2 separate regions of the Homo sapiens genome follow, and region 2 is linked to region 1. The links are chromatin loops, found by intact Hi-C in ENCODE. Cell type or tissue: CD14-positive monocyte. All regions are shown on one strand. Links, peaks and the distances in the headings refer to the core of each region. The heading gives the core; the rest is flanking DNA.

Region 1 (11,461 bases), core at 2,369-10,368:
TCGTCAAGAACATTTATAGATATACTTCTATTATCTGTTTTTTTCTCTTGGTTTTCCATTATGTAATCTTTTCCTTTGATATGTCTAGTAATTTACTAATAAATTCTGTATATTTTTCTTAAAAAAGGTAGTGGTTCCAAGTAATGTTCTTTTCCTTGAGAGGGGTCATCCTTTCTGCCACTATACTAACATTATTTTGAGTCAAGCCTTGTTTGCAGTTCTAGTAAGGCTTAGTGTACTTCTGGGTCTCCTTAGCCCCCTTTGTAATTTTAGCTACAGTCAATAGTCTTATCTCTGACCACTTTTTCTGATGAATCTGGCCTGACTTCAAATCCTGGTCTTATAAAACTGCTGACATCTTTGCTATATTTTTCAGCTGTTTTAAGGCTTAGGATATTAGTCTCCCATCCCCCCAAGTCCCAGAATTCATCAAAATGTCTTCATGCATTGGTGAAGAATTTGGATTCTCAGCTCTGAATTGGAAAAGCTACTGTTGTGAAAGAAGTTGCTTTGAGCTTTTCTCTCCTTGGGAGTCATGACCTCTTCACTAATTGCCTCAGCTGTGCTCCACTGTCTTCAAGCAAATAACTTCTGTATTTTACTTTATTTGATTTCTTGGATTATTCCTGGTGGGAGCTCTAATCAGTTGATCAACCTTCCATCCCATGAAGATGCAGAAGCTAACGCAATTTTTAATGTTTCAGTAGTGCAATACATTCTTACAGTCTTGAAATTAATTGAATTAACAAGAGAAAGGTAACTTCCTCCCCAACATACAAAGATTAGTTCCCTAACTTTTATAAATTTCAATTATAATGTAAATATGTTATAGTACTGTTATTTGTACATTTTAAAGTGCATCATCTAATCCCTGCTGGCAGCAGCCACACTCCATAACACCTTATCTTCACTCAATGCCTCAAGCTCTTTCTTGCCTTAGCACCAACACCTCTTCTCTCCCCTCCCCATCCATCTACTAATCCTTCAGGTCTTAAGTCTACTATCAGTTCTTTAGGGAAGTTTTCTCTGACTCCCATACTAGGTAAGATCTACTTGGTAAGATCTCTTTCAGAAGATAAGTCAGAGAACTCCTACACTACATGAGATCTATCTGACCTTCTCTTTTCTCCTCTTCTGAAGATAAAAGAATCACCTCTACAAGGGTGATTAAATAATCACTTGGGTTAATGGGTGCTGGTTGCTGGTATCTTCCCTCTTTCCCCTAGATTGTAAGCTCCTAAGCTCCACAAGGACAAGGACTGTGCATGTTTTTATTATTTTCCACTCTTTTATCCATAGCAATAGCCAACACATAGAAGATAGTCTCTAAATATGAAGTGGAAGAGTAATTAAATATTCATAACATGTAGCTAAGAGAACAATGCGTTACTTCAATTCTTGCTTCTACTACTGTTTGCAGTGTTACTGTGAACAAACTACTTAACCTCTCTGAGGCTTATTTCTCTCACCTAAAATGTGGATAAGCCCTACCTACCTCATATAGTCGTTATGAGACAAATTAGATAATTTATGCAAAATTAAAACAATATACAACATAATAATTAATATTGATTAATTGAGTAATTAATGAGTTGGGACAGTCTTGTTCTGTTGCCCAGGCTGGAGTGCAGTGGCATCATCATGGTTCACTGCAGCCTTGATCTCCTGTGCTCAAGTGATCCTCCCACCTCAGCCTTCCCAGTAGCTAGGACTACAGGTGTGCACCACCACGCCTGGCCTAACTTTTGTATTTTTTGTGGAGACAGGGTTTCACCATGTTGCCCAGGCTGGTCTCAAACTCCTCGGCTCAAGAAATCCACCTGCCTTGATCTCCCAAAATGTTGGGATTACAGGCATGGGGCACGATACTCGGCCAATATTGATTAATTTATGAGATAAATATCCAACGTATGAAGTGGAAAAAATCTTCTAGGAATATTTTAAACATCACCTTTTGGCTGCAAAATTCCTGCAAACTTCTGTTTTTCTGAGGGGTCTAGCAAGTGGGCAATAACTGGAATGGTAACTAACAGTGATGCTAATCCTAGCAATACTTTTTTTTTCTTTTCTTTTTTCTTTTTTTTTTTTTTTTTGAGATGGAGTTTCACTCTGTCACCCAGGCTGGAGTGCAGTGCTGGGATCTCGGCTCACCGCAACCTCCGCCTCCCGGCTTCAAGTGATTCTCCTGCCTCAGCCTCCGGAGTAGCTGGGATTACAGGTGCCTGCCACCACACCTGGCTTATTTTTTGTATTATAGTAGAGACGGAGTTTCACCATTTTGTCCAGGCTCTTCTTGAACTCCTGACCTCAGGTGATCCACCCGCCTCAGCCTCCCAAAGTGCTGGGATTACAAGCGTGAGCCACCCTGCCTGGCTGTAATACTTATCTGTGGTTTTCCTCATCCACGTCCCTGCTCCATTTGCTGGGACAAGTCACCATGTGTTATGGTGACATCACAGTTATTCCCAGGAGCTGGGGCTTCTTCCCATCCCAAAACCTAGGACCCAAGCTGTTTATAATAACATTCCTTGCCAGGCTGTATGATAATAAAAGCACCTGTAGATATAGCTGCAAAACATTCAGCTAGCCAAGCACATAGAGCCAAGTCCATATCTTCTCAGCCCCGCCCAGACCTATTCATGTACTCTATGTTACTCATTCTTGACTTGTCACCTGATATCTGGTTTTGGTTCTCTGCCTTACCTGACACACTTTGGCTCACTCCCCACCAGCTCCCTGGCTCAGACTCAGCGCTCTTGATTGTTTCCCAGGCAAACCCATCTGCCTGACTTTAAAGCCTAATTTTCCCTTCTAGGAAATGCCTCTTCATGTCTCAGCTCCCCCATATATTCTTGCTACTTTCCTGTGACTACATCTCCACCTCAAGCTTTGTAATAACCTTCTCCCAATCAGAACTAAGTTTTATCTGCGTCTCAGGAGATTCTGCATGAACCACTGCTGTGCCAATCCTCTCCTTACGACCATCTAGCTCTTATAAAGAGTCCTGCTCTGCTCCTTTGTTACATATCTATTACTGAGACTCCTTGGTGGTGCTGTTTATCTGCTCATTATCTTCATAACCTATTTATTGTTCCTATAGTGTAACCTTGAGGTCAAGTTCCATGATCCCACCTACCTATGATCACTTGTCCTGAAATTGAGTCCTGATAGGTTTTCCAGATGCTGCCTTTTATGTCTGCCTGAACTCAGCATGTTTCCAACTTCCAAATTCCTTTTTTATGGTGCTCTGTCCACACTTAATCAGGACATTGCACAAGACTTTCAGATGATCTGCATCAAATTGCAACATCTCCATTCTGTCCCATGGACTACAGCTAAAATTATCCTTCTGCTAAACCATGCACTCTCTCAATCTGCCTGCTGGGGGCAGACTCTCGCAACTCATCACTCTCAAGGTGAGGGGGCTCTGACTCTAGCCTAGGTAATAGGTTGTTGCAAAAGTAATTGCGGTTTTTGCCATTCAAAGCAATGACAAAAACCGCAATTACTTTTGCAACAACCTAATAACAAAAAGAGAGGTTGCAGTGAGCCGAGATCACGCCACTGCACTCCAGCCTGGGTGACAGAGTGAGACTCCATCTCAAAAAAAAAAAAAAAAAGAGAGAGAGAAAGAAAAGGAGAAGTTAGAAAGTTCTTCCTTCACGTTGTGCACATGTACCCTAGAACTTAAAGTATAATAAAAAAATAAAATAAATAAATAAATAAAAATAAAAAAAACAAACAAAGAAACCTCTCTTCCTCTTTACTTTGCTTCTTTCTACAAGGCACTTACTCCCTTATTGTCCCCTTGAAGACCACTTCATCTCATGTAATGGGCACCCTACTCCCAAGATGGCTCCCCAGCATCTAAAAGCAAAGCAAGAACTAGGATGGGGCCAAATGGAGGAACACCATGAAGCAATAAACATTTCAAGATTCACATTTAGTAAGAAAGGACAGAAAGCGATTGGGGCACAATTTTTTCCTAATGGGACAAAAAAATTATATATCTGTATAAGAAGTATTCCTTTGCGCCTGTAATCCCCGCACTTCGGGAGGCCGAGGCGGGCGGATCACGAGGTCAGGAGATTGAGACCATCCTGGCTAACTCGGTGAAACCCCGTCTCTACTAAAAATACAAAAAAAAAGAAAAATTAGCCGGGCGTTGTGGCGGGCGCCTGTAGTCCCAGCTACTCGGGAGGCTGAGGCAGGAGAATGGCGTGAACCCGGGAGGCGGAGCTTGCAGTGAGCCGAGATCCTGCCATTGCACTCCAGCCTGGGCGACAGAGTATTCCTTTGCATATGGGATGCTATTCTAGAGATTGATGGGAATTTTTAATTAGTTGACCTAAAATTTTCTCTCTACATTTCTTTCAGAGAGACACCTCGTTCTCCACGTGCATGACTTGCTTGCAGCCATGACTACATCCAGTGCCCGACCAGCAGAGCTGGACAATCACCTCCCCACCTATGCAGGTACAAGGGGGATTGCTACATACTCGTAACAGCCTGTCTCTAATCCCTGAGAAGAGATGAGTATGCAGGATCAATAACATGATTTTATCAGTATTACATTAAAGAACTGAATTCTCCAAATTGAATTTGAAACATTAAAATCTGCAGATAATTCTCATTTGAGTTTTAATTTTAGCAGTGTCACATTTATCCTCCAGGGCATATTTCTTTGTACAGTGGTTTATTTCAATAGCAATTAATAGCAACATCAATTCAGCCAAAGTAAACATATTTGTTTGAACTTAGACCGTTAAATATTTCCTAGTCTATTAATTTATGTGTCTGTTAGAGTTGGATGCCCACAAAGAATGAAGGAAATTTCGAGCCTTTTCACAAAATGGAAAGTTCAAAGCTTAACAACCTTGAAAGGAAATGTCTTCATTGCTAAAAAATTGAGCACATACAAAAATAATAAATGCTTCTCAGAAATGCTTCCAATACCTCACTTCAGAATATTAGCTTGCTATTTAGAACAGTCCCTGAGACTGTGGGAAAGCCAAGAGAATGTCTGAGAGACACAGTGAGCTGTGAAGCAGTGAGCCTGCCAGGTATGAGACAGACAAGCCTGAGAGACAAACACCATGGCCATGGCCGGGCCCTGGGACCCTGGAACAAGCAAGCCAGCACCTGCAGTCACAAAAACAAGTGCAACTGATGGCTTTGACGCGTGTTATATACAGAACCTGCCAAGTGTGGTTAAAACAAACACTTGCAGGTAAGAAATATGCAGTCTCTGATCAAACGAAAAGCTCTGTTTTCCTGGATGCCAGCTTTAGATGATATATGTTTAGATTTCTTAATATTCAGGTTCAGGTTTTGAAATTTGTCCTGAGCTTTGGGACACAGGCACTTTGAAGAGAAAACAACTGAAGCTTACAAGGTGCCCAGGATAGACTGTTTGAGATACACTTGTTATTATTATTTAGAGATCCACCTCACACTTTATTTTGTAGAAAAATATAGCATGTGCCGTAGCTCAGAATTTGGAACATGGTATGTGTCAAGTACTTCTGCAATGATTCAGTGAATTCATGAAAGAGAGCGAGAGATCAAGAAAGTGAGGGAGGAAAAGAGAGAAGAGAAAGAAGGGGGGAAACAAAGAAAAGGAATAAGAAAAAGAAAGAAGAGAAGAAGATGAAGGGAAAATAGGAGAGTAGGTTCTGAGGGTCCCAGCCAGTGATGCTGGTGTTATACTTAGGCATTGAACTGACCGTAATATTTTCCTGGGATCTGGTCTTTCTTTACACCTAGAAATGATTGAAATGTCTCAGTTACTTTCTCAGTTGATTCTCCAATATACTTTTGCTAAGGAGTGCAGCTGATCCCAGGAAAACCTGAAAGAAGGTAAGAGAGAGGTAGTTTCTGCTTCCACGGAGACAATCCATTCCAAATACAAGAAGCCAGGGAATTGTTTTTTAAACAACATTAACAACAGTTATTTGTTGATGCTACTTAGATATTTCACCTATATATCTTCATTGCGCTTTCTCTTCCCAAAATATTACCCCCACTCACACAGTCTTGCACATCTTTGAGGTGTAAACACAGACTGCATTTTCTTTCAAGCCCTTCAGGCCCCCGGGACATTCTCAGCTCCTTTCTCAAAAAGCTTTACAGGTGCCTTTCAGTCCTACCTTTGTTGTCTTATTCTCTGTTTTAATTATTTTAGTCATTTGTGGACTTGTTTTTAACTTTGAATTTCTTTCAAAACTAGCATATAATTTTTAAATAGTGGTCATGAGTTGTTAACTGAATGGGTGAAATAATGGTGAAAAAGTGCCCTGACTGGATTAAACATTTTTTGGATATGGCCACATTTGGATCTAGACCAACAACTGACATCAGGATCCCAGAAATAAACTGCAAACCCAGAGCCAGCTCTCTCAGGGGACAGGGCTGCCTCTCTGGCTGGCTGTGGACCTCCTTGTTCCACATGAGGATCCCCTCTTTACCTCTGTGATTGACCTTGGAAGGTCATCATGAAGCCTGGCCTCAAACTCTGATTTTCCCCTGCCCTCTGTCATGTCTCTGCTTAAAATCCTTCTTTGGTTACTGTTAGAGAAAAGAAAAAACTCTGAGTTCCTACCATGACATGTAAGCCCTTTGCAAGCTGGCCTCAGCTTCTATTTCAAGGGACACCTCCTCTCTAACCCCCTTCCTTCAGCCTCGAGCTGTGACTCAGACTTACCTGTCATTCTTGGAATGTTCTCTTTCATACCTCCAGCTTGCTTCTTGTTTCTCTAGGACCCAAATGTACAGCTAAACAACTAGAATGAAGTCCAAATTGCATCATCAATGATTTCACTTCTCTTTTTAAAAACTTTCCCTGGCATCCCATTGTCTATGGGAGCTGTGGGAACTGACATATTAGCTGACCTGACATACCAGGCCAGGCCTTGCTGGTATTTGTAGCTCTAAACAAGCCTCTGCCCTATCCTGGTGCACCAGGATTCTCCCATCCTGCCTGCATGATTCTCTTGTGATTCTGGTCTGATCTCATCCCACACACAAGAGAGCTCCTCAGGTCTTCCTGAGGCCTGGCTGGTGGCTATTCCCTTGTATCTTATCAACCCCCTTCCCAAAGCCTTGCCCACAACCTTGCTTGGGTCTCAGTGGTCATTGTCCATGGCCTGAGGACTACATCAATGTCAAAAGTGAGATATGGAAGTGGTTTCTGTGGCTGTTTTATAAGAAACCTATGGTAGAGCCAACATCAGAGACCAGCCTACAAAATGAGAGTCCTACACAATTTATAGAACCCTGAAAAATAACATTAAATAATCCAAATGCTCATTAGCGTGTAGACCTTAGTCACCAGAACCCCTCCCTGCACCATTTTAAAACAGACAAACAAGTATAACCTACTTTGGGATTTCTCACTTAATTTATTAAACAAGTGATATCACTCTAACTGTCTACTGTACAGTAGGTAGCAAAGATTCTGAAATGAATAAAACACATCACCGCTTTTAAATCTCCTGTTTGGTAGGAGAGAAAGAGGCACATCAATTATTTACAGAAACACCTATGGGTACGTGAAAAATGCTGCAAGAATTCAGAAAGAGCAGTAATTATTTAAGAGGTACTTGAGGATGAAGGCATCAAAATAAAGTAAAAGATGCTTGGGTACAGATATGTAGCAGTTACTGGATCTTGAAGGGTGCATTGAAGTTCTAGATGTAGAGAGGAGGAAATAAAGCACTCCAGGGAAAGAGAAGATTCTGGGCAAAGGCTTGGATGCACATTCGGGGAATTACCAATAGTTTGATGTACCTGGAACATTTGACATATTAGGAGAACGTGGGTGAGAATCTGTACATGAGGATTCCCATATTTACGGCATGTTGCCACTCTAAGGATTTTCAATTTTATTCTGAAAATTATGAGGGATGCAGGGAATTTTAGAATACTAAATGACATCTTAATATTTCAATTTTGAAAGCTTGTTTTGGCAACAGATTGGATAGTTGGCAAAGGGTTATTCAAGTTTAAATATTATAAGGATTGGAGCAAGATGACACCCACCTAGGAGAGCTTGCCCCCAAATTAAACAAAAATTGAAGAGTCTGGGCTTGGAAAAGAAAAGTACATGCTTCAGGTAACTTCATCCACATTCAACAGTAAAAAGACAAAGAACAGTCACTGGATATTTTAGGAGAGCTAATGACACATTAGATGGATACCAAATTTCCCAGACAAAAGAACTAACAGATGGGTTGGTTTGCTAAGAGGGCAAAGTGGAAAAAAGTAACTTTAAAATGTCCTCAGAGAGAAGAGAATGGTGTGAAATAAGACTCAGAGTTGTTATTTTAATTAAAATGTACCAAACCACACAATCAATGAGCTTGTAAGAAGGTTGAGAATACTCCCACAGATAGAAGCAAAAAAGGTCAAGAGATGGAAGATTTAAAAGAAAAGCTAAAAAACCCCAAGAACAAAACTATTAATAGAAGTTCCAACATCATCTGGAGACAGCAAAAGAGAATGAAATGCTCAGATAAATAATTAAAGGACATTTTCTACACATAGAAAAGATAAAATGTTTATGTTGAAAGGTCCCACCCAGCACTGAGCTAAACTACTAGAAAAGACTCAGATTTAGACACATAAAGATGTTATTTCAAATCACAAAGAACAAATTAGCATATCCACTTCGATGTATAATAAACATCTCAAACTTAGTATATCCAAGGCTGAACTGTGCCCCAGACATACACAAAAACTTCTTCCTTGCAAAGTCCTCGCAGTTTAACTAGTAATACGAACTCCATTTTCTATTTGCATACGTGAAAAATCTTACAATTATCCCTAATTCCTCTTTTTCTCCCATAATTCACCTCCACTCCTTCAGCAACTCCTATCCCCTGTCTCTCATATTAGTCCACATAGAGTCCATGGGCCAGATTTTTTCTATAAAGGATATTACTGGTATAATTGGCCAAATATTAACACAGTCTGCAGATTAAATAATAGAATTGTATCAATGTTATTTTCCTGATCTTGACCATTGTATGTGGTTGTATAAGAGAATATCCTGTTCTTATATAATATACACCACATACTATAAGGATAAAGGCAGCATGCTTTCTATTTATTATCAAATCAATCCAAAAAATTACAATATGGATATACAAAAAGAGAAAAACCAATGTGGAAAAGATTACAATTGGGGAATCTGGGTGAAGGTTATATTGGAGCTCTTTATCATTCTTCTAACATTGTAAATGTTTTGTGTAAAATTATTTCTAAATTTAAAAATTATGAAAAATTACATAAAATAAACATAGAGTTGGTCAACTCTTCATTGCCTAAATTGCAACAACTGGGATTCAGCCACATTAACTCTTAATGGGATTATTACAGCAAGCCCATGAATTCTCCCATTTTTTACTCCTAACTCCCCTATTCCCAACTCAGCAACCAGAGTAATCTTTCAGAATGTAAATTAGAAGATGTCATTCTTCTTATCTCAATCCTCCAATGGCTTCTCACCTTTCTCAGAATCAAATCAAGATTTGGAAATGGTCTGAAAGGCCTTACAGGATGTGATCCCTCCTCCCCGCTCTCTGTCCTTTGATCTCACTTCCTACAGTCAAAATGCAGTGAAACACATTTTAAACCTAAAATGCTCATGTTCATACCAAATTAAAACACCCATTGGTTTCCACATGGTGGCAGTGAGGGAAATAAAAGAGAGAAATTGTATGTGAATATCTCAGTATTTTTTGGTGGGGAGGAGGTTAAAGGTACTGTTTAAGTGTAGAGAAATAAAAATGAATATAACTTCTTGATGAAAACTTAAGAGCAATCAATTAGTGAACCAAAGTTGCATGTATGGCTTGCAAATTATGAGAAGGAAAAATGGAACACAGTAATAGCAGTAACAGAGGCAGGAAGGAAAAAAAAAAACAAAGCAAACATGGTAAATAGACATATTTTAAAATAAAAGAATGAAAAGTCCAGACATCTGAAATCACACAATTTATAATTTGTTCCTTCTTCCACCTACAAAAAGAAGAAATTTTGTCTATCACTCTGTGACTACACTAAAAACCACTGAATTGTGGTTCACCAACCATAAAGTTGTCCTTTGAAAAAAGAATGACTTTTATAGTTGGTGAATTATATTTCAGTAAAGCCATTGTGCAAAAAAAGAGAGAAAGAAATTGCGTCTGAGCTGAGCCTTGGGGATGAGGGAGGAGGGGGAGAATTATTGACAGAGAATCAATGCTGCCGGTGACTGCCTTCATTCATTCATATCAAGGGCAGAGCAGGAAACTCCCTGGTTAGAGGACTAGGAGGATGCCGTGCCAGGAACCAGGAGCCCTGGATGCCTCACCCTGCTCAAGTTCGCAGGCCTGGTCCCTCTGATGTGGCCGCTCATTCCTCCTTGCTCCCCGCTCCATCCCTGGCTTCACTTCTTTCTGCTGCACCTTGAACAGATGGGACTGCAGATTCACCTTCTTGATTCTTGACCACTCAATACAAGGAACCAGCCCTACCCAAGCCATGTTCTTCATAACACTGATCACTGTCATCTCACTTTTTCTTTGTCATTCTCTATATTCACCCCTTCTTCCAAGAAGAAAAGATCCATGAGAGTGGTCATGGTGTCTCCATCTCCAGGAGAGAAGGAACCCTTGGACCAGGAATCAGAAGAAAAAATCACAAATTCTTAGTGTCAGAGTGAAACCTAGAGATTATAGCATCCAGTGCACCCATTTAACTAAGGAAGACACCGAGGCCCACACAGCGACCTTTGAAAGCTAGCACGGCTTGTCACTGGCTAAATTCCAGGTTCTGTGTCTCAGTCTGGGACTATTCCTGTGACACAGCACTACTAAAGGCAGACTCCAGAGGCCCAGCAGGACAGACGGCAGCTTCTAATCAAGAGAACTATGCTTTAAGTCCAGCCCCATAGGCCCCACCTCAAGGACACCAGTTGGGAGCCAGGATGGATGTCCAGCCCCAGCTAGAAGAGGCATCACAGGTTGTTCTGAGAAAAGGTTGTCAGCAGACAAATGGCTTCCTGCCTTTGAGCTCTCCTTAGAACGAATTATAGTTTGTTGTGTTTGCAGAAAACAAATAGGAACAGTCACTTTAATCACTCACTCAGGGAAACTCAAGCAGCAGTTCATCCAAAATATATTGAGAAAAGATTCTGGGATGGCAGCTCCCACATTAAGGACGAGCTCAGTGTAGCTAAAAAACCAAAACCAAAAAAATCTGTCTGAAAATATCTGAAGCAGTGTGGGAAACAATAAAAAAGAAATATCAACTCTAAAGAAATTCACTGCAGAAGGTTATATGCCTAAGTAACATATAAAAATTGCCCCCTGCTTTGTTCATATTCGAACTCTCTCTCACAGTCCTCCTCCTCTGTACATCCTATTTCTGAAGTTTGAAAGGACTCTCTTGGGTTTTCTATGGTTTTTTTAATAGCAAA
Region 2 (11,461 bases), core at 2,406-10,405, 54 kb after region 1:
CTGCTGAGAGCAGCTTACAAAAATGAACAGAATGCAAAACCTATAAGTTTGAAGGCTTCAGAAAGCTGCCCAGGCAATGACACCTTGAAGAAATAAAATCCCCAGAAGACAGGAAGTACAAATCAGTGAATCTGATTTTCAACTCCTGAGTACTTTTTACTCAAGGCACTGCTGATTTGAAACTGGACACTGAGAGGTGAAGAAACAGGTGAAATACAGTGGCTAAGATGCTCAGAAGTTAAGGAAATCTAGTTTAAGAAGCAAACAGAGACCACCAAGGAGGTGGTGCCCTTATAATTACCTCAAATTTTCAGTTAGGACCCCTGAAGGGCTACACCCTAGGAGACAGCATGTGCTAAAAATATTGTACCATCACAAAGTGGGAGCCCAATTTCAAATCACCTAAATTGCTGAATTAGGTAGACAATCACTGAATAGATAGGAGATTTGCCATCGTCATAACGACCTCCTCACACACATCAAGCAAAAGTAAATACTCTCTGGAGGACGATAACACTAACCAGATCAATGAATTGACTCTCAAACTTTTTAAACACAATGTCCAAATTTCAATAACTATTAAAAGCCATGTCTGAAGATAAGTCTAGAAAAACAGACCATGAAAATAAACAGAAAATAGAAACAAATGCACAAGGGCATTCAGAATTGATTGGTTTTAAAATAGCTGTAATCAATGTTTGAAGAGAGTACACAAAATATAGAAAATTTACACTAGAGAATTTTTTTAATAAAATAGAAATTCTGAAACTGAAAAATAAAACAACTAAAGTTACTTAACTGATGAAGACTAATAGAAGATTAGACACAGAGGATGATGGAATTGAAATATAGGTCAGTAGAAAGTAGCAGATTGGGCTGGGCATGGTGGCTCACACCTGTAATCCCAGCACTTTGGGAGGCCAAGGCAGGTGGATCACCTGAGGTCAGGAGTTCAAGACCAGCCTGGCCAACATGGTGAAACCCTGTCTTTACTAAAAATACAAAAATTAGCTGGACATAGTGGTGGGTGCCTGTAATCCCAGCTACCAGGGAGGCCAAGGCAGGAGAATCGCTTGATCCCAGGAGGTAGAGGTTGCAATGAGCTAAGATCACACCATTGCACTCCAGCCTGGGTGACAAGCGCAAAACTCAGTCTCAAAAAAAAAAGAAAAAGAAAAAAAAGAAATACCAGATTGAATAATGGCAACAAAAAAAAGATAAAAATTATATAAAATCACACAAAAGTCATGAAAGACATAGGGCAAAGTTTTAACATGCCTATAATGTTGCTCTGGAAAGAAACAAGAGGAAGAATTTGGAAGAAACGATATTTTAAAGGGCAATACATTTTTTAAAAAATCATAATAAAAAAAGACATAGACTCAAGAAGCACTATGAATCCCAAAGAGAATAGAAACAACAACAAAAACTCTACCAAGGTCCAATATATGAAATAAAAAAATGAAGAAAGAAATTTTAAAATTATGTTACACGAGAAGCTGAGATGATAGGATTGCTTTCAGCCAGGAGTTTGAGACCAGCCTAAGCAACATAGTGAGACCTCCATCTCTAAAGAAAAAACAAAAACAAAACTTAAAATCTGTTCGGAGGCAAAAACTTTTAAGTGTGCAACAATAAGATTGAAGACAGCCTTTTCAACAACAGCAATGGAACCCAAAGGAAATGGAACAACATCTTCAAAATTGTAAAAGAAAATAACTGCTAATTTAGAGTTCTTTATGCAATAAAAATATCCATCATCTTGATGACACAATAATATTTTCAGACAAACTGAAACTATGATGATTTGTAACCCACCAACATGAACTAAGGGAAATGCTAAAAGGAGTGATTCCAAAAGTGCAAAGGCAATCCCAGGTGAGAGCCAGAACTGCACAAAGAAACCAAGAGCAATAGAAAGAGCAAATGTGTGGGTAAACCTATGTACATATCAAAGATTTACAATAACAATAGTAATCACCTAACAGGATTTGAAATATAGGTAGAGTCAAAATTCCTGACAATAATGGGATAAAGCATGGAGAGATATAAATTGAATTCAAGTGTTCTAAAATCTTTGCATCTTCTTGAAGGTGGTAAAAGTACTAATTAACATTAGACTTTAATCAATCAAGAATGCTCACCATCATCTTTGGAATAGTGACTAAAAAATAACAACAAAATTAGCAAGATAAAACAGGAAAAAATGGAATGAAGAAATATTATCCAAAAAAATGCCAAAAAGTACAGAAAAGACATATAGAATGAATAGATAAGTAGAAAACAAAGAGTAAGAGAGCAAATTTAAAACCCCAAATTTGATGATAATAATATGTAAATGCACTGAGCACTTACCAGATTAGACTTTAAGGCAAGAAACATTATTGGCAACAAAGAGAGGTAATTTCATAATAAAAGTGTCAATCTTTCTAAAACATTACAATTCTGAATTTGTTGCAGTTTTAGTCTCAAATATGTGAAGCAAAACAATGACATGACGAAAGGGAAAATGGACAAATTTATTATCATAGTAGAAGATTTTAACAAACCTCTCTGTGATACAACAAGCAAACAAAAATTCAATGTGAATATAGTACACTTGAACAAGGCAATCAATAAACTTGACCTAATTCATATTCCTTATACTCAGCAAATGCAGAATTCACATCATATGAACAACCTCAATTAACCCAATGGTAGATATAAAGCAAATATAACAAATATAATAAGACTGAAACTATACAGAGTATATTTTCTGATAAAAGGCACAATTAGGCTAGAAATCAGTAACAAAAAGATAATGTTAAAACCTTTATATGTTTGAAAAGTACTCAATATACTTCTAAATAAATCACAAGCTAAAATGTGAGTACAAATGAAAATTAGGAAATACTGTTATTTGAATGATAATGAAAATTCAACTTATAAAAACTTTAATATTACAATTAAGGTCATATTTAAATGCATATAGTAGAGGTGGAAAGGTGAAATGAATGAAACTCGAGGTAAGCAGCAAGAAAGAAGAAAAATCAAGCAGAAGTCAATGAAAGATAAAACAAATATATAAAAGAGAAAATAAATCTACAAGTTCATTCTTTTAAAGACTAATAAATTCAATGAATCTCTAGAAAAATAGAGAAAAAAAGAAAGAGGGCACAAAATCCAAGTATCAAGATTTTTTTAAAGAAGGGGCTTAACTACAAATCCCTCAGGTAATAAAATGCTAACAAAAAGATATCATAACAGTTTTAGAGCAATGATTTCAATAAAATGGTGAAATAATTTAAAAAGCCATAATTTATATACTATACTGCCACATGAAGAAATATATAATACAAATAGTTAATATCTAGTAAAAGAAATGAAATCTGTAACTACAACCCTTTGAAAACAAATTTCCAGGCCTAATGATTTTATGTGAATTCTTCTAAACATTTAGAAATAACATCAATTTTACATATATTATTCCAGAGCACAGAAAAAAAAGATTTCTAACTCATGTTTTGAGGTTATCGTAACTTTGATAGCAAAATCCAGTGAGGAAATTATAATAAAGGACCTAAGCAAAGTCTACTCTGATTTATATAGACACAAAACTCGTAAACAAAATATTAGCAAATAAAATCTAGTGATACATATATATAAATTATAGCTGGGCATGGTGGCTCAAGTCTGTAATGCCAGCATTTTGGGAGGTCAAAGCAAGAGCCCAGGAGTTCAACACTGCAGTGAACTATGATCAAGTCACTGCACTACAGCCTGAGCAACAGAATGAGACCTGACTCAGAAAACACACACACACACACACACACACACACACACACACACACTAAGGCATGGCATTATGGTCAGGCGAGAATTATTCCAAGAAGACAACACATGTAAAAATCAGTGAGTGCAATTCACCACCTAGGCAAAATAGAGGAGAAAAATCATAGGATCTTCTCAAACAGAGGCAGAAAAATCGTGATAAAATTCAACATCCATCCATGATTTTTTAAAAGGCACCTACAAATGAAGAATAGATGGATACATACAAAATCCTACAGCAAACGACCTGCTTTAATGGGAAAATATTGAATGCTTTCCTCCTGGTAGCAAGTATAAGTCAAGGATGCCATCTGTTGCCACTCTTACTAAAGATGTTTTATTGGATCCTAACAGAATGCAGTGAGGCAAAATAATTAATAAAAGGTATAAATATTGGAAAGAAAGAAATAACACAATCTTTATTTCCAAGGGACATTATTTTATACATATAAAATACAAAGACTCCATAGATAGACTTATAGAATAAATTTGTTAACTATTGTAAAGCCAAAAGTTACATATTAATTTTCAAAAATCAATTGCATTTCACACTTGCAACAAAGAAGCAAATAATACAATTTTTTTAAATAATACCATTTTAATTAGCATCAAAATGAAAAAACTTCAATGCCTAGGAATAAATTTAACAGTAGATAAGCAAGTCTTCAATGTAGAATAATATAAAATATTGAGAGAAATTAACAAAGATCTCAGTGGGTGGAAGACTATGCATTACTTTCACATAAAAAGGTTCAATATTGTGAAGATAGCAGTGCTTCCCCAAAACTACCTATGTTCAATATATTCCTAATAAAAACCCAAATAAATGATTTTGTGAAAATTAACAAGTAAATCCAAAAATTTATATGGCAATGTAAAGCGCCTTAAATGTCCAAGAAAATGGAAGAAAATTAAAATATTTGAAAGACTGAATTACCAGATACCAAGATTTATTTTAAAGCTAAAATTATTAAAACTGCATGGTATTAGCACAATCATAAAGAAATATAGTATAGAGTCCAGCAAATGATCCACACGCATAGATGAACACTTATTTACAAAAACGGTGGCAATGTAAAGCAGTGGGGAAGAAGAAGAGAAGAAAGAGGGAAAGAAAGAAAGACAGGGAGAGAGGGAGGGAGAGAAGGAAGGAAGGAAGGAAGGAAGGAAGGAAGGAAAGAAGGAAGGAAGTCTTTTTAATAAATGATGTTGGGTCGATTAAACATTCAAATCAGGGGGAAAAATGAATCTTGAGTTTCTACCTCACATTATTTGCAAAAAATCAGTTCCAGATAGATTGTTGACCTAAATGTGAAAAGTGAGACAATAAGGCTTCTAGAAGATAACAAAGATTATCTTCTTTACCTTGGAGTATAGGAAAAATTTTTTAAGAATACAAAACTCACTAATCACTAAAAAGGAGACTGAGTCAAACTACTTTAAAATAAGACTTTATACTCATCAAAGATATCAAGACAGTAAAAAGAGAAACCATGGAATGAAAGCAGATATTTGTAGTTCATATAACTGACCAAAGATTCATATCAAATATGTATAAATGAGAAAAAAGATAGATAATATAATAAAATTAGTACATACAAAATACCTGGATAAGCAATTTGCAAAAGAAGGTTTTCTCATAAGTACAGGCGATGTTACTCATCTAAATTAGTCACTTGGTAAATGATAATTAAAAACAGCCATGGAATACCACTAAATATATACCAAATGGCTAAAATTAAAAAAACCACAATACCAAGTATTGAGGAGGATGTGGAGCAAATAGAATTTGCATACGCTGCTAGTGGTACAGCTAAAGCTTTACTTCTCAAGCTCAACATTCCTTTGTCTCATGATGCAGCAATTTCATTATTAGATATGTACCCAACAGAAAATGCATATGTATATGTGCCAAAAATACTACAAGAATGTTCATAACAGAAAAAAGCACAGTAGTCAAAATCTGGAAATAATCCTTGATGTGGCTTAACAATAAAATGTATTCTTTTTTAAAAAAAATATGGACGCGTAGTTGCTCTTTAACAATGAAAATGAATGAAATAATGTTACATGCAAAAACATAGATGCATTTCACAAACATAGTATTGAGAAAAGAAGCCAAAAACAAAGAATTCACTGTGTGGTTACATTTATATGAAGTTTAAATACAGGGAAAACTGATCTATGATGTTGCAAGCCCTGCCAGTGGTTACCACTGAAGGCATGGGAGGAGTGGGAGCAATTAGGGGAAGAAGGGGTACTTCCCTGCTATCTCTTGATCTGGGTGGCGAGCACTCAAATGTGCTGACATTGTGATAACTCATCTGGTTGCACTCTGTGATTTGTGCATTTTTCTGTGTAAACAATATACTTAAATAATAAAAGTTCATTTTTAAATGTTCCACACTAAAAATTTACTGGTACAGGTGATTTGACACTAATTATTTTCACAGTTCCATTATTATTATCGTTATTATTTTATGATGGAGTTTTTGCTCTTGTTGCCCAGGCTGGAGTGCGATGGCGCGATCTGGGCTCACTGCAACCTCCACCTCCTGGGTTCAAGTGATTCTCCTGCCTCAGCCTCCCTAGTAGCTAGGATTACAGGCGGGTGCCACTGCACCTGGCTAATTTTTGTATTTTTAGTAAAGACGGGGTTTCACCACCTTGGCCAGGCTGGTCTCGAACTCCTGACCTTGTGATCCACCCGCCTCAGCCCACAGTTCTATTATTTCTAAATAATGATTCAGCCAACATTCTGTTTTCTCATATGAAGCTTCACATTAAGTGTCCTCCTTTTCTGAATTACCTGCATGCTAGAGCTCATTTTCCTGGGAACAATGCTAAAACATCCTCTTCCTCACTTTGAAATATATTTGTCCAATGCTTTATCTCATTGAAATAGATGCCAGAACAATTAGTTCCAAATCCATATTTAGAGCTCATTTAGAACAAATTTGCATATGGCATTTGTGAGCTTCCAGCTCTCACCTATTAAATCAACGTGCAAAGTAAACTCTGGTTGAACCCTGCTGCAGATCTTCAAAATTATCTGAATCACCTAAAAAGGATGATTTCCATTATTGGGACTCCACACAAAAAAGAGGGTGGTGATAACATGCCAAATATTTAAAGAGCAAAGGAGGGATCTGTGAAGCACAGAATCTCAGTGTTCAGAACTACTCACTGATACTGGAGATACCCCTCCAAGTACCATCCAGTCTCTAGTTGTTCATCTTCTGACAGCTCTGGCATTTAAAGTTATTTATTACTTACAAACTGAAATGTTTCCTTATACTAACGACCCACATTTTAAATTCCCATCTTATAGCCAAGGAGAAAAAAAGTTTAATCCCTTTTCTCCCTGACAGCCCTGCAGATGATTGTCTTGTACGGTCTGAGTCTTCCCTTCTCCGTGTCTGGAACTGTGATCTTCTAAAGCAATATTCACATGATGTGGTTTTGAGTTCCTCCATTCTCCCAGCCACTCTGTTTACAACATCCTTCAGTTTCCGTAAGTTCCTCTTTCTTAAAGTGTTCATCCAGAACTGCACCAAATGCCTTCAGTGTGCTCCGATTTGTGAAATAAAATTTCTCTCCTCTTATGTGGTGCTTTAAGAACTGCCTTCAAGCACAGCTTTCACCATCCTGTGATTTGGGACCCAGGAGAAGGACCTTTTATCAATCATTATTAAACTTTAGTTTGCTCCTGCCTTCTTCAGGACTTTTTAGATCCTAAGTCTGACCACTCACCTCATTCAAGATGTGAAAAACTGTCCAAAACAACAGACCTGAGGTACAAGTCCTCCACCAGCTACCTGACAGTCTCCAGTTGGGCACCAGTTCATTCACGAGTGTCCTTTGCCTGGAGGTATTCTCCAAATATCATACAGGCTGTGTTTCTGTAAGGTCAACATAGCCAGCAGCGGCCTTGCCAAATGCCTCGCTGAAAACCACATACCTGTGACTAATGAATATTGTCCATCTTCATTCTGATAACCTGTCCAAAATATCCCTTTTGCAACTGAGCTTTCCAGCCATGTGAATTAGGATGTAGATGCTGCATTCACAGTAGTACAAAGAGATTTGGAAGTTCATCTGCACTCAATTCCTCCCCTTCATCTAGTAAACTGAGTGCCTGTAGAAAGACCATATAGACTTTCTGAGCGTCATTTTGCTAATTACAACAGTGGGGTAATTGCCTATATCTCTATTATAGATTTTTTGAAAATTTCTTTGTTTTACAATTTGGTGACCTTTGTTTAAAGCAGTATTTTCTCTTTAAAGTGTTCAACAAATTTCAAACTTCACACTTCAGAATGATCTGAAACAGAGGCCACCAAACATCCCCACCAGTGCAGAGGCAAAGGTTCTTACCATTTAATGCATTCAGATACTATATTTAGTTGTAGAAACCTTTGTCACCTGTAAAGAAATATTGTGAAAAGAAATAGTGATATCATGAAGATGACGAAGATGATGATGATGATGATGATGATGATGATGATGATGATGATGATATCCTGGCTTCCACCCTGAAGTCTACACCTGGAAGACTTCTGATGTTGGAATAACTTATGTCACTTGCTTGGCTTCTCAGAGTATGAGAAATTGTATTTATACTCATGTCAGGATACTACAAGGTATTTTAGGGCAGTTGCTAGGGTGACAAACATATTTTATGGGGAATATGAATGCACCTCAAATCTGTACTTCATCTCAGCAAAGGACTAGATTCAAGTCGTGTGTAATTCTCAGGAAACAGAGTTACAGAGTATCATTTTTAAAGCAGAATGTGTTTTTCCAGAAACAAAGCAGCAGGCCCTGCTCTGTGGGAGAGAATACCCCTATAAATAGAGAAGAAATCTAATGGTATTTTGTCTTAGGCAGGAAGGCTTAGAATATCAGGGCAGAATTTCAATTTTTAATGTATTTATTCATCAATAAGTTTCAAACACACACATGTACACATATCAAATAGATCTAGTAACTGAATCACCAAACAAGAGCTTTTAATCCAGGCTAAGCCCAGTCAGCTCCCATTTATGAGCTTCAGGCATCCTAGCCACGTTTACTGGAAGAGTCTCTGACCTTTTCTTTTGACCTTAAACCTTAACTTCTTGCCTCATTGCCTACATTAGTCAGGGTTCTCTAGAGGGACAGAACTAATAAGATAGATGTATATATGAAGGGGAGTTTGTTAAGGAGTATTGACTCACACGGTCACAAGGTGAGGTCCCACAATAGGCTGTCTGCAAGCTGAGGAGCAAGGAAGCCAGTCCGAGTCCCAAAACCTCAAAAGTAGAGAAGCCCACAGTGCAGCCTTCAGTCTGTGGTCAAAGGTCCAAGAGTCCCAAAGCTGAAGAGTTTGGAGTCCAATGTTCGTGGGCAGGAAGCATCTAGCATGGGAGAAAGATGGAGGCTGGAAGACTCAACCAGTCTAGTCTTTCCATGTTCTTCTGTCTGCTTTTATTCTGGCCATGCTGGCAGCTGATTAGATGGTGCCCACCCAGACTGAGGGTGGGTCTGCCTCTCCCAGTCCACTGACTCAAATGTTAATTTCCTTTGACAACACCCTCACAGACCCACCAAGGAACAATACTTTGCATCCTTCAGTCCAATCAAGTCGACACTCAATATTAATCATCACACTGCCAAGTCTACATTTACTCAGCTCTTGACAGTTTAGCCTTAATTCCTTTTAGTGGCCCTGGGCTGCACCCTGGACTTGAAGGTAGATTTAGCTTCTTCAGTTCCAGGCAATCTCTCTCTCTGATGGAGTCCCGGCTTGGAACTCATCATCAATGATAGTTTTAACACTCACTCATTCCCTGAGAGGTTCAAAGAGAATGGCCAGCTCTTGCTTGAGAAAGATAAGAAACAGCTACACTGTGTCTTCACCTTAGTGGCTTTAAAAGAGTTTTACTCTCTTTAAAAAAAAAAAAAAAATTCTGTGGCTTACTGTTTACTTAACATCCTTCTCTTAATCCTTTATTTTGGTCCCTGAATCTTCAGAGTGTATTTCCTCCAAGGATGACTTTATCAATTCATTCAAAAATGCTTATTACACCAGGCATTGTACTTAACAGCGTAGGTCCAGAAGCTGCCTGTTAGTTTGATTCTGCCTTTGCTAGGGAACGTGTCATCTGCTTGTGCAATGTCACTCAACAGCCTCCTTGCATTTGCCAGCACTCCATTAGACACAGTCTCTTTGCCTTTGAATTCCTTCACCTTTATGCACCAGTCTCCCTCTCACACACTCTCACTTTCACTACCATTTCAACTTGCACATCAAAACCTTAAATTATCTACCATAATAAACTCAATTGTTAGATTCGATATCCATATTTTGTATACAGTTCAACAGAAAGGTGGGTCTATGAAATTAGGAACTATGATTTATCTATTTCCCTATGTTATCCTAATTTCATAGGGAATATCTGGATTATCCTAATTTCATAGGGAATTTTCTATGAAATTAGGAACGATGATTTATCTATTACTGCTTCACCAGCACTTAGCACAGTGGCACCAAACACACTGTATGTGCTCACATGTTTGCTTAGTGGGCAGATGGACAGATGCTTACTTTGTGCCAGGCAGACAGTAAGAATTTCATAATTTTTTAATATTATCCTCACAACAATTTTATGAGGGTAGGAATCATCAGTTTCGTTTTATAGATAGGGAAGCAAACTAGAAATATTGTGGTAATTTGCTCAAGGCCATTATTAACAAATACTATTATTACTTGGTATTATGTTAGTCAGATTTGCATTTATGATATTTATAATCCTATTGCTAGCGTTTATTGGATACTTATGCCTTCAACAAATATTTTCTTCCTATTATCTTATAGAGTCCTCAGGCAACCCTGCAAGATAGTACAATTATTACATTCATTGTATGTATTCTCTACGTGCAGGACAATCTAAATGAGAGCTGTTAAATGCGATCTTTTCACTTACATTTCTCTCTCCATGGCCAACCCAGGAAATGGAGCATACAAAAAAAACTTCTGCTTTCCTAGAAACAGCATTACCTAAAGAAAATTAAATCAGTTTACATCTACAGTTGCTCCTCTGGTTCTCCATTACCAGAAAGTCATCAGGATCACTAAATTGTCATCACTAAATCAATTTGAAACTTCATCTTCCATTATTGATAGGGACCAGGATGGAACCACAGGTTTTGACATGCTTTGATATTATTAAATATATGTATTTGTTTTTTCTTACACATCATATCAGTTAAATAGGAAATAAAACTGTGGTGTGTTTTATGATAGGAAAACTCAACTATGAATCAGGTTTGTCTAATTTCCTCATTCTTCATTTAAATGTACTCTACCATCAAGTCAATATATCTATCAATTGTTTTCAGGTATTGAATCTTTCCTAGTCTTCTATTTCCTTCTCTTCATCTACAGAAACTAAAGTAAGTACCAAACACCATGAACCAAAAGTTGACACAAGGATGAAATTTCCTCTATATTGACATTTTTGGAAAACACAGCTATCGCTCACCCAGGGATTTTCCCACTTCCTTTCAAATGGGATGTCAATTGTGTTTGGTTGGCAAAGTGCCCAGCTCTGGTGGATCTATTCTCAGCCAATAAATTTTTAGCCAGCCTTGGTGATGCACATCCTCC

The links. Hi-C counts contacts between places; a loop is a spot of excess contacts. Peaks named below come from ENCODE experiments on the same cell type or tissue, not always from the same donor. Only the 100,000 strongest peaks of a DNase experiment are listed, where the experiment ranks them.
Region 2: a loop joins it to region 1, with 2.1 times the contacts of the local background. A loop is called at or near these places in 3 of 110 quality-filtered maps.

Annotation. Positions count from the first base shown.
Region 1 is chr7:37,724,304-37,735,764 of GRCh38, reverse strand. The region is part of intron 2 of GPR141 (G protein-coupled receptor 141); the gene reads right to left. Among named protein-coding and RNA genes, the nearest start is that of GPR141, 46 kb to the right of the region's middle. RefSeq lists a silencer at 6,619-6,728. In CD14-positive monocyte, for the core only: a CTCF peak has its summit at 3,410 (motif pointing right); DNase peaks (open chromatin) are centred at 3,304 and 6,814; H3K4me3 peaks cover 2,318 bases; H3K27ac peaks cover 6,077 bases.
Region 2 is chr7:37,670,565-37,682,025 of GRCh38, reverse strand. No RefSeq gene overlaps it. Among named protein-coding and RNA genes, the nearest start is that of GPR141, 7.5 kb to the left of the region's middle. RefSeq lists an enhancer at 198-257. In CD14-positive monocyte, for the core only: no CTCF peak of the experiment used is centred there; DNase peaks (open chromatin) are centred at 6,055, 7,295 and 9,945; H3K4me3 peaks cover 3,648 bases; H3K27ac peaks cover 4,739 bases.